2 separate regions of the Homo sapiens genome follow, and region 2 is linked to region 1. Evidence: chromatin loops called from intact Hi-C (ENCODE). Cell type or tissue: PC-3. All regions are shown on one strand. Region 1 overlaps LEKR1 (leucine, glutamate and lysine rich 1). Region 2 has its middle 15 kb from the start of LINC02029.

What was found. Peaks named below come from ENCODE experiments on the same cell type or tissue, not always from the same donor. Only the 100,000 strongest peaks of a DNase experiment are listed, where the experiment ranks them.
Region 2: a loop joins it to region 1, with 4 times the contacts of the local background. A loop is called at or near these places in 3 of 110 quality-filtered maps.

Annotation. Positions count from the first base shown.
Region 1 is chr3:156,889,424-156,894,423 of GRCh38, forward strand. The region is part of intron 3 of LEKR1 (leucine, glutamate and lysine rich 1); the gene reads left to right. Among named protein-coding and RNA genes, the nearest start is that of LEKR1, 66 kb to the left of the region's middle. In PC-3, a CTCF peak has its summit at 2,421 (motif pointing right); a DNase peak (open chromatin) is centred at 3,438; H3K27ac peaks cover 2,760 bases.
Region 2 is chr3:157,064,464-157,069,463 of GRCh38, forward strand. No RefSeq gene overlaps it. Among named protein-coding and RNA genes, the nearest start is that of LINC02029, 15 kb to the right of the region's middle. RefSeq lists an enhancer at 182-311. In PC-3, no CTCF peak of the experiment used is centred here; a DNase peak (open chromatin) is centred at 2,448; H3K27ac peaks cover 1,885 bases.

The DNA of each region.
Region 1 (5,000 bases):
GCTAGAATATTAAGTGGTCTGGCAAGCATTTGGATTTCTCTCTCAGAAGGAAAAGAGAAACATGCCAACTCTTTACCATGCTGAAATAGAGAAACTAACTGGGGTTGATTCTGAAAACATTTTATGCCCATGAAAACAAATGTTTGTAAGAATTACCACCTAACTCTTTTCCTCTGTGAACCCCTGGGTTTTGTAAGAAGAGACTTAAAAAAAACATATATTTGGGAATATGTGTAAAGTTAATCTCCTGCTTAACTTTTCTTCATGTCCATAACATTTGTGGTTTTTAGCTGCTACTAACTTCTTTTTCTTGGTAATGTCATTCCCCACTCCTCAATTCCTATGAATCCCTCTTAAGCATCTTTTAAATCAAGGCGGAATTCAAAGTACAGTGTACAAGTAAAAATCTATCTTTTAAAATGATATGCAAAGAAATAATCAAAAGGTAAAAAATCAGAGCAAAGGATAGTCCAACTACATAACGTATTAGTAGCAAGTAAGTGTCAGGCTGCCTGAGTTCAAATCTCAGCTTGGGCACTTGCTTGTTTTGTCGCCTTGTTTGTTTGGCTTGCTTGCATCTCTGCCTCTCCATTTCCTCATCTGTCAAATGATGTTGAGATGGATCTACCTAATAGCAAAATTGTGATGTTTAAATATGATAGCTCATGTAAATTATTAAGTGCAATGCCTGGCACTTGGTAAATGCTCAATGCTCAATAGAGTTTTATTTTTGTTTTGTTTTATTATTGTTATTATTTGTATAAAAGTTTTCTTAACTTTAGGAAAATGTTATTTTGAAAAACATTTTAATATCAATAAAATAGCATATAAAGTAACAGTCTGAACTAACTCATTTATTTAAATGCCAAAATAAAGAGAAATGAAATCTGAGAAGTTATAATCAACTCAATATGTATTGTATAGCTTCACAATTCAGAGTGGTTTCCTAAGAGCAATCTAAATCAGTAAATATCTAAATGATAAAATATTAATTCATTTAAGTACGTATAATTGATAAAACCAAGACAACAAATTATTATGTGATTTACTACTTTGTGAATTTGCTTTAATAAACCCCCAAACCTAATGCTATAATTTTTAATTATTTCTAAATATGAATAATTCACATTATATATTTTTCTGAAGTTGGTAAACAGAAATTATATTAATATTTCCAATGTAAAAATGCATGCAGACTTCAGCCTAGCCTTTTGTTCCAACTATCAGAAATTCCCTGTCATTGTATTTGGAATCAGTAAGTTTAATGTAACTTTATATTTACCAGACAACTGAGACCTCTCTGTGTTGGTAATTGAGATCAGTGTGATCAGCTTACCCCAAAGTAATGCTTAAGCAGCATTATTTTGACAGGCCACAGATGAGAAAAGAGGCAGCAACCTTGGATGTGGCCAGTTGTTTTTTTTCTAAAAGTTATCCTTTTTTTTTTTTTTTTTGAGATGGAGTCTCACTCTGTCGCCCAGGCTGGAGTGCAGTGGCATGATCTCGGCTCACTGCAACCTCTGCCTCCTGGGTTCAAGTGATTCTCCTGCCTCAGCCTCCCGAGTAGCTGGGATTACAGGTGTGCACCACCATGGCCGGCTAATTTTTTTTTTTTTTTTGTATTTTTAGTAGAGATGGGGTTTTGCCATGTTGGCCAGGCTGGTCTCAAAACTCCTGACCTCAGGTGATCTGCCTGCCTCGGCCTCCCAAAGTGCTGGGATTACAGGCGTGAGGCACTGTGCAGAGCTGCCATGCTTCTTTTTAACAAAGAGAACTGAAGAATTTATGGGAAACTAGAAAAGCATCTTTGTGTTTGTTTATACTGTTACATTTCAGAAGAATTTAATTCTGGAAAATACAACCCAAAGTTGCATAAGGGTAAGAAAAAAGCATGTGCATTTGCCTTTTGGGGTTATATCATTCCATAGGTAATAAATTATTAGTACTTCAGAATAGGTTCAATACTGTCTAGTTTCTAGGAGTGGAGGAATTGAAGGGCTTATTAATCTTTTTAATCTGGATGAGGGAAGTAAGGACTTAAAGAGTTAGTAAGGGAGAAATATAAGGTTATTGTTTTATGATATGCAATGGAAGGTATCAGTGAAGATTAATCTGAGGGGCAGTGTTATTATCTGAGAGAACAGTTCAAATTAATTATAGTTGTCACTTCCCATAACTCAACTGAATGTGGTTCAGTTTCTTGTGACAGGTACATAGCTTACTTGAAGGGACTGGGCCCTGGAGTTATAACCATCCTTTGGCTAGGACAGGTGTTGAGGAAAACAGCTGAAGCCTTAAGTACTATATAGGTATAGACTTCCACCACCATTCCCCCCACAACATACCTCTCAAATCTCCAAGAGATTTGATGCTTCTGGATGAGTAGTTAACAAGAAAAGTTCAAGGTGAGGTAATAATAAATTGTCCCAACAGATGGCAGGGTTCATTTTGAGGAATCCAAATGTCTGATCACTTAGCCAGGGACAGAGAAATTGAATTGCAAGACTGTACTCGTGGCATGAAAAGAGAATATTAGAGATCTGGTGTTACCAATAAAAGACAAGATTACAAGAAACCAAGTTATAAGCCTACTATTAAAGGTAGCCCCCCGCCCCGCTACCAAAAAAAAAAATCAGCAACAAGAATAAATTGATCCAGAGTTGGACAGGGGTTTTTGAATTCAGGCCTGAAGTCAGGATTGGTCCCAACAATCGGGGAGAGGGGATAAGAAGAAGAAAGGCAGGTGGGTAGGAGGTCTCTAAGCGGGGGAATCATATGGCAATAGGTGTAAGATAGAATAGACGCCACCAGACTAAGCGTAGATAATTGATGTTATATATCAATGAGAGCATCTGTGAGTTGAAGAGACAAGATTCTGAAGGAGAGGACTCAATGGGAGGACAGATTGATAGATGGGATGGGCTCAAGTGATACAACTATTCCTGGACGAAATTCTCGGGGCAATTTTCTTGGGTAAATTCTGGTAGATTGAGTTTCTTAAAATGAAAACATAATTCTTGCTTTAAATCCTCCAAGGGACCCATAACACTGAGGAAAAAATGCAAATTCCATAACATGGCATATATTATCTCTAGTTTGCCTTTGATTTTTGTCTTTATAGGTGAGCAACTAAGAATTAACCAGAATATGCCATCTTCTTTTAAGCTACTGTGCTTTGGCTTAATGCCCTTTTGAAATTTCCTGCTCATTATACCCTCCTCTGCCTCACACTGACCATAACTCATTCTTTACCATTCAACTTCCTTGACTGAGTCCTCCTCTTGTGCATGCATAAAATTTTGTGCATACCTGTTGTTACAGTACTTACCCTTGGTGGTGGTTGACTGACCAATCAATCTTCTTATTAACTGGAGTTCTTTGATGAATGAATATGTGCATGACTAAGATGAGACTCTGAGAGGAGTGAATTATGGCTAAAATTTAGCACAGTTTGGTGGTCAGCTTGTTTGTAGGCCTCAGGCCTACTCATGATAACTTCCTGTTTGCAATGAAGGAGTCATCCAAAAACTTTCAAAAGATCGTTATCTGGCATGTTTCTCAATAGAGCCCTTTGTGGAATACTGGAGCCTTGTAAGGTCAGGATATATAGGAAAATCTCTGTTCTTGAGGGGCTCTGGAATTCTGATTATGCCTTGGCTGTCAAGGGAGGCTTCAGGTTCTGTATTTTGGAGAGTGTATTTTGAAGAAATGTAAAAGAAATAACAGTCTCTATCTTCAAGTTTTTGGTGGAGGAATGGCATTGGGGAGGACTTCTTGGGTGAGATTTTTATTCATGATTCTTGAAGTTCATCATGTGGGCTACTTAGCAGATATCTGGAGGTCAGATAAGTCAGACTTTTTAGATTTCACGATGTAAGGAGTTGTGATGTGACGGAACACTGTTAATTATTTGGTTGTATCTGTGTATATTAGCCTTATTTATATTTTACAAGAAAAATAATAGCATTCAGCTACACTCAGATTATAGGAATAGCATCTGATATAGTTTAGATGTTTGTCCTCTGCAAACCTCATGTTGAAATGTAATTCCCAGTGTTGGAGGTGGGGCCTGGTGGGAGATATTTAGGTCATGGGGGTAGATCCCTCATGACTGAGTTGATTCTGTCCTCACCACAGTAAGTGAGTTCTTCTGATCTAATTGTTTAAAAGTGTGTGGCATCCCTCCCCCTTGCCTCTGCTCTTGCCATATGAGATGCCTGCTCCCCCTTTGCTTTCGCCTTGACTGTAAGTTTCTTGATGCCCTTACCAGAAGTAGATGCTGAAACCATGCTCTTACAGCCTGTAGAACTGTGAACCAATTAAACCTCTTTTCTTTATAAATTACTCAGCCTCAGCAATGCAAAAATAGCATAATATAGCATCTCCAGGTGTAGGACTGTCTATCTTCTCCCATAGTCAAAGAAACTATCTAGATCTGGGGCAGAAAATTGGCCTTGGGGTAATGGACATGGCCCAACTACCCCTTCCAAGTTGGGAACAGGATGGGACACATTGGCTTGCTGAAGAGTCTCCCAATTCTAAAGCAGTGGGCCAAGGGTGAACTTAGAGGCTGAAGTGAAGGGTCAGGAGTTGGAAAGCAGTTTGATGATGAAGAAAGTTTATGGGCAAGTGCCAAAAGCAATCACCTGAAACAGTGTGTAGGAGAAGGAAGTCTTTAATGGAGCAGACTTCATCTTGGTCAGGAGTATCCTCTGAAAGGGATAGCTCCTCTGGACAGATAAAGCCTCTTTGGGACTCACCAGGAAAAGAGTAATGTCTCTTTTTAGATGGGGTACCTGTTATCCATTTGACTTTCCTTCTTTTGCTGATACTTTCTGATACCCTATTGAAGTGAACAACACTTTAAATAAAAGTGATCACATACAATAATTATAAAATTAATACTAAAAAATAAAGCATTGCTCTTCAAGGTGTGTTCCAAGGGATTCCTAAGAAATATTATTGAAAAAGTTATCTGTGATTAAATTTATGTTTGGAAA
Region 2 (5,000 bases), 180 kb after region 1:
CCCTCAGGCACCCTCATCATTCAGCCAGGCAGTGATAGGAAGAAAAGGGGAACTGATAACTTTCAGGAACAGAAGCAAAGTAACACAAATCTCATGGCACTGTGGCACATGACAAGTCACAGGATCAGGGCGGGGGTTCATGCAGGAATGTAACACGGGAGATGAGCTGCCCTTGAGGACAGGGCGGTGGTCAGGAAATGGCAGACTCCACTCTTTCTGAAAAGAGGCCAGGAGTCCTGGTCTCAGGTCCTTGGGTACTGCAGAGCAGACGTCATTAGACATTTCCTTTGAGTAATCAGGACTGCAGGTAATGAATTACTCCCTTGGGAAGTGGGTTTGGGGCTGCAAAGTGGGGACAGTGATCCTACACTGATCTCCAGAGTCAACTCAGTCTTCAAGAGTACATTCTAGAAAGACTTTGGGATCTTTACATCCACAGAGCCAAGGCAAGATCCCAAGAGCTCTGGAGAATGCTCTTTCAGAGTCCCAGAGGAGTGGAGAAATGACCATTTGGTCCAGGACACTTGCTGATTTGGGAAGGGGCGGCCTTGCCAGTCTGTGGAGCCAGGGTCTGAGTAGAATCATCACAGAGTACTCTGCCCAGAAAGAGTTACAGTGGCCCCACCACATGCAGAATTTAGAAACTGCCATGCCATACAATACTAGTAAAAATATTAACAGGGTTCCAGTTTTCCCCACGATAAACACTTCAATATTTTTTTCTAAAATATCAAATCATTTCCATTTTTTCTCATTTTCTAGGGCTTTGTTTGCCTAGTCTGCTTCGGGTAACGATGTGCTAGGCATGGCCCCAGGAGGCTCCAGCAGACTTTGTTAACTGGCAAGAGGCTGCTTTTGTGCATCACAGCAGGAAGAAAGTCTACATGTGAAAAGCTTCCTGCTTGGAACATGGGGGTCAAGAGGACTTGCTCCTAAGGAGGAGAATATCTGTCCTGGGCAGGCTCTGTTCTCCCCCACAGGGCTTCTCTGGGTGGGCCCCTCAGCCCCATCTGCAGAGCGGAGGCTGAAGGACCAAGAGCAGGTCATGTGGGTCTGAGGGCACCTGGGATGAACTGTCACCCTGAGAACTATCTGTTGAACGCAGCCTTCTCTTCGGTGACACTTAGTCCCAATCTAAGGGTCTCTGGCATGGAGCGTGTCAACTCAGCATGCAAGCTCTGCTGCACCGGCCATCCCTCTTCCACAGATGCTCTTGCCTGCCTTTCCCTGTACTCAATCCCACCCTCGCTCTGTGTCCATCCCTAAACCCACTGTAGCTGGAAGTCCATTTCTCTCCTTCTATGGGGCACTTACATTCTTCTGACCTTTCACCTGTGTTGCCTACACTTAGCTTTTCCTTTTAACTTTTAATCTGTTTTGGGCTCATATCTAAAGTCTATCATATGCTCCAGAAGGCCAGGGTCATTTTTTTTTCTATTCTCTGTGTGTCCTGCACAGTCCCTAACACATAATAAGTGCTCCTCTGTGTCCCTTTTTCCTCAAAAAGCTTGCTGATAATAGCTCAATTACAGGACACATACATCACCTTCACACATTACCTAGAACAGTGGCCCTTAACCTCTTAAGAGTGACTATATTCTTAAGAATATAGTGAAAGCGACAAACCCCTCCTCAAAAAGATGCACATGGACATATATGGAAAAATTGCTTCATGCAAATTTCAGGATTTTACAGCCCCTCTGCAACCTGTTCAGCCATTGACTCTAAGCTAAGAAACACTGTTTAAACCGGTTCTTTTAACTGCACTGCGAGGTGGCTGCACAGACATTGTGGCCTGTGTTTAACAGGTGGGAAAAACTGAGGGTTGGAGATGGGGAGAGACTCCTCCAGACTGCTCTATATGGTTGATTGGTGTGGCTCCTTGCCCAGTGCCCACATCTCCTTTGATATCTATTTTGCAGATTTGCCCTGAGAAGTGCAAAATCAACACAGAAATATCTCTTCCATCAGTACCTGTGCATCAGGGCAGAAACTGTAATTCTTGTCATTCTTGCCCTTGCTATGATGTTTGGCATCTGATGAAACAGTGCCTCACAAAGTCCAGCTGCAATTCTTGCCAGGGCTGAAGCGAGTTCCTCTCCTGGTGTCAGAGGACAGCTTGCTTATTGTTGTAAATTTTTTATTTTCTCATCAGAGGCTCCCAGCTGTCTCTCCAAATCTGAATACAAGAAGTCAAATGTGAGAGCAGCCAGGTGGAGTTATTAGCATTGCGGCAGACCTTCTCATCTCAGCAGCTGCATCAGTTATTCTCGTGTGTTGGCTTGAGATGCCCTGCACCAAACCATGGGCCCTTTACTCAATCGACCCCATGATTCGGAAGGCCCCGGCATCTCGGCAGGCAAATGACGTGATGAGGAAGGAGTCATGGAAGGGCATTGAGCCAGCACCTTACACAGCAGCTTCAGTTTCCACTGTCAGTGCGTGATATGTGAATGAAAATCCCTGCGTAGTCATTAATGCATAATGCCTCAGTCACTGCCTCAAAAATCAATCTTTTACTGCCTCAACGAGGAAAAAAAACAATCCCACTGCTCTCCCAGGCCCTGTAGTGTGAGTCTATCATGGCCACTTGGGCATCACTTGGGCTCAGCTCCCTGACATGACAGAGTGTAATAGCTTCATAAAAAAGCAAGAGTGGTGGTTTTTTCAAACACCATTTGCTGTGTTTGAACAAATGTGCTTCATCACAGCTCCGCCTGCCTGTGGGCTGCTCTGTAGCTGACAGATAGCCCCAGCCTAAGGAAGCTAAGGTAAAGATACATGAAGTTCACCTTCCTGCACACTCAAAATATTCAAATCTTCTCTAACCACAGCCACAGGGCTCGTGCCAAATAGGTGTGCCCCTTCCTTGAATTTGTATGTGTGAATATTTCAAGCAGTGATGGCCCTGTATACCTTCTAAGGAAAAATATGTCTCTCAAATCAGCTGTTGTTGTTACTTTTTGCCCTTGTGGTTTCCCGGCATGACCCCAGGCACCTGTTAGTAGCTGTTGTGCTCCAAGACCACAACCTCCTAAACAAAGGTATTTATATTTCAAAGGGGATGAGGCCTTATTCAGTTCCTTCCTTCCCCACCTCCTTTAAGAAAATTCCAGCATTTGGGCTGGGCGTGGTAGCTCACTCCGGTAGTCCCAGCACTTTGGGAGGCCGAGATGGGTGGATCTCTTGAGGACAGGAGTTCGAGACCAGCCTGGCCAACATGATGAAACCCCATCTCTACTAAAAACACAAAAATTAACTGGGCATGATGGTACATGCCTGTAGTCCTAGCTACTCAAGAGGCTGAGGCAGGAGAATTGCTTGAACCCAGGAGGCAGAGGTTGTAGTGAGCCAAGATCTTGCCATGCACTCCAGCCTGGGAGACAGAGTGAGACTCCATCTCAAAAAAGAAAAAAAGAAAAGAAAATTCCAGTGTTTGACTAGCGTGCACTGTGATAGCCTGTCAGGGAGAAATATTTGGCCAGAGGTGTAAGTGGCTGCTGTGCACTGTTGTGTTAAAATGACGGTGACTCTAGGAGTCAGGACACTGTGTAGGACATCACTGAGCATCATGTCTGGTACTTTCTCTCAGCCTCCTTTGGGAATCACCTGCATCAGTGGTTCTCAACCAGGGGTAGTTCAGGAGACATTGTCAATGACTGGGGATACTGCCAGTGTTTTTGATATCATAACTTGGGAGGAAGAGGAGGAGGAGGAGTGCTACTGGCATCCATTGGGGAGAGGCCAAGGATGCTGCTCAACATCCAGCAGGGCACAGGACAGCCCCCCACAACCAAGAATTATCCAGCCCAAATGTCAATGGTGCCAACGTTCAGAATCACTGGCTACATTGACTAAGTCACTGCCACTTTCGCACTACAGTCTGTTCCAATAATCTGTGGTAGAGATACACATCTGGATAGGAAAATTGTCATCCTTCTTCAATTCATTTAAATTTCATAAAAATGTATTGGATGTCTAACCTGTGTAAGGGCCATGGGAATGATGACAGAGAGCGTCTCGGCCTTCCAGAAACTTAAGTCCAGTGACAGAGACAGACAAGTGCGTACCAACCATGCAATGCCATATCAGGAGCGGGTGGCGAGTGCTGTCACAGCATACAAGGGGCTGGGAACCTGAGAAGCAGAGATGACCTCCAGCCGGCCCAGAGGGCAGGCAGGCTATGCAAAGTTTTCAGAAAAAAATAGATGTGAGCTGTGGGGGCTGCAGGGATGAGGAAACCTCACACAGGTGAAGCAGGACGGGGAGCTCTGAAGACTCAGGGAAGAATGTGAGCAAAGGCAGAGATGCTGCCTGGTGGGATGGTGGGAAAGGAAGTAAGGGGCTGACTTCTGTGGCTTGCCCTAGGCCGCCTGGTGCACTAGGGTGGAGGAGGCTGACTTTCTTCCTTTTGTTACATTTACTATTTTGGAATAGTGGGCCACATATTTACATTTCAGACTTTTATAGTCTCTTCCTTTGTTTGCTACGGTCACATTAATATTCAGTAGAGAATCTTGCCATTTTTATGCAGTATTTAGTGGAGAAGAGACTTTTCACCTAAAAGTAAATTACAAGTTTCTCCTGCAGAGAGTGGTAGCTCATGCCTGTAATCCCAACACTTTGGGAGGCTGAGGTGAGAGGACTGTTTGAGACCAGGGATTTGGGACCACTGGCAATATAGTGAGACCCCATCTCCACAAAAAATAAAACAATTAGCCTGGTGTGGTGGCGCACGCCTGTTGTCTCAGCTACTCCGGAGGCTAAGGTGGGAGAATCGCCTGAGGTGGGAGCATTGCCTGAGCCCAGGAGGTCGAGGGTGCAGTGAGCCATGATTGTGCCACTGCACTCCAGTCTGGGTGACAGAGCAAGACCCTGTTTCAAAAAAAAAGATTTCTCCTGAGGCCAGAACTAAATAAGCTGCTGTATTTGGTTCAGTCGTTAGTAATTCACATGAATCACAATTTGGTTTTAGAAAAACTCATTTTTAGTGCATATAT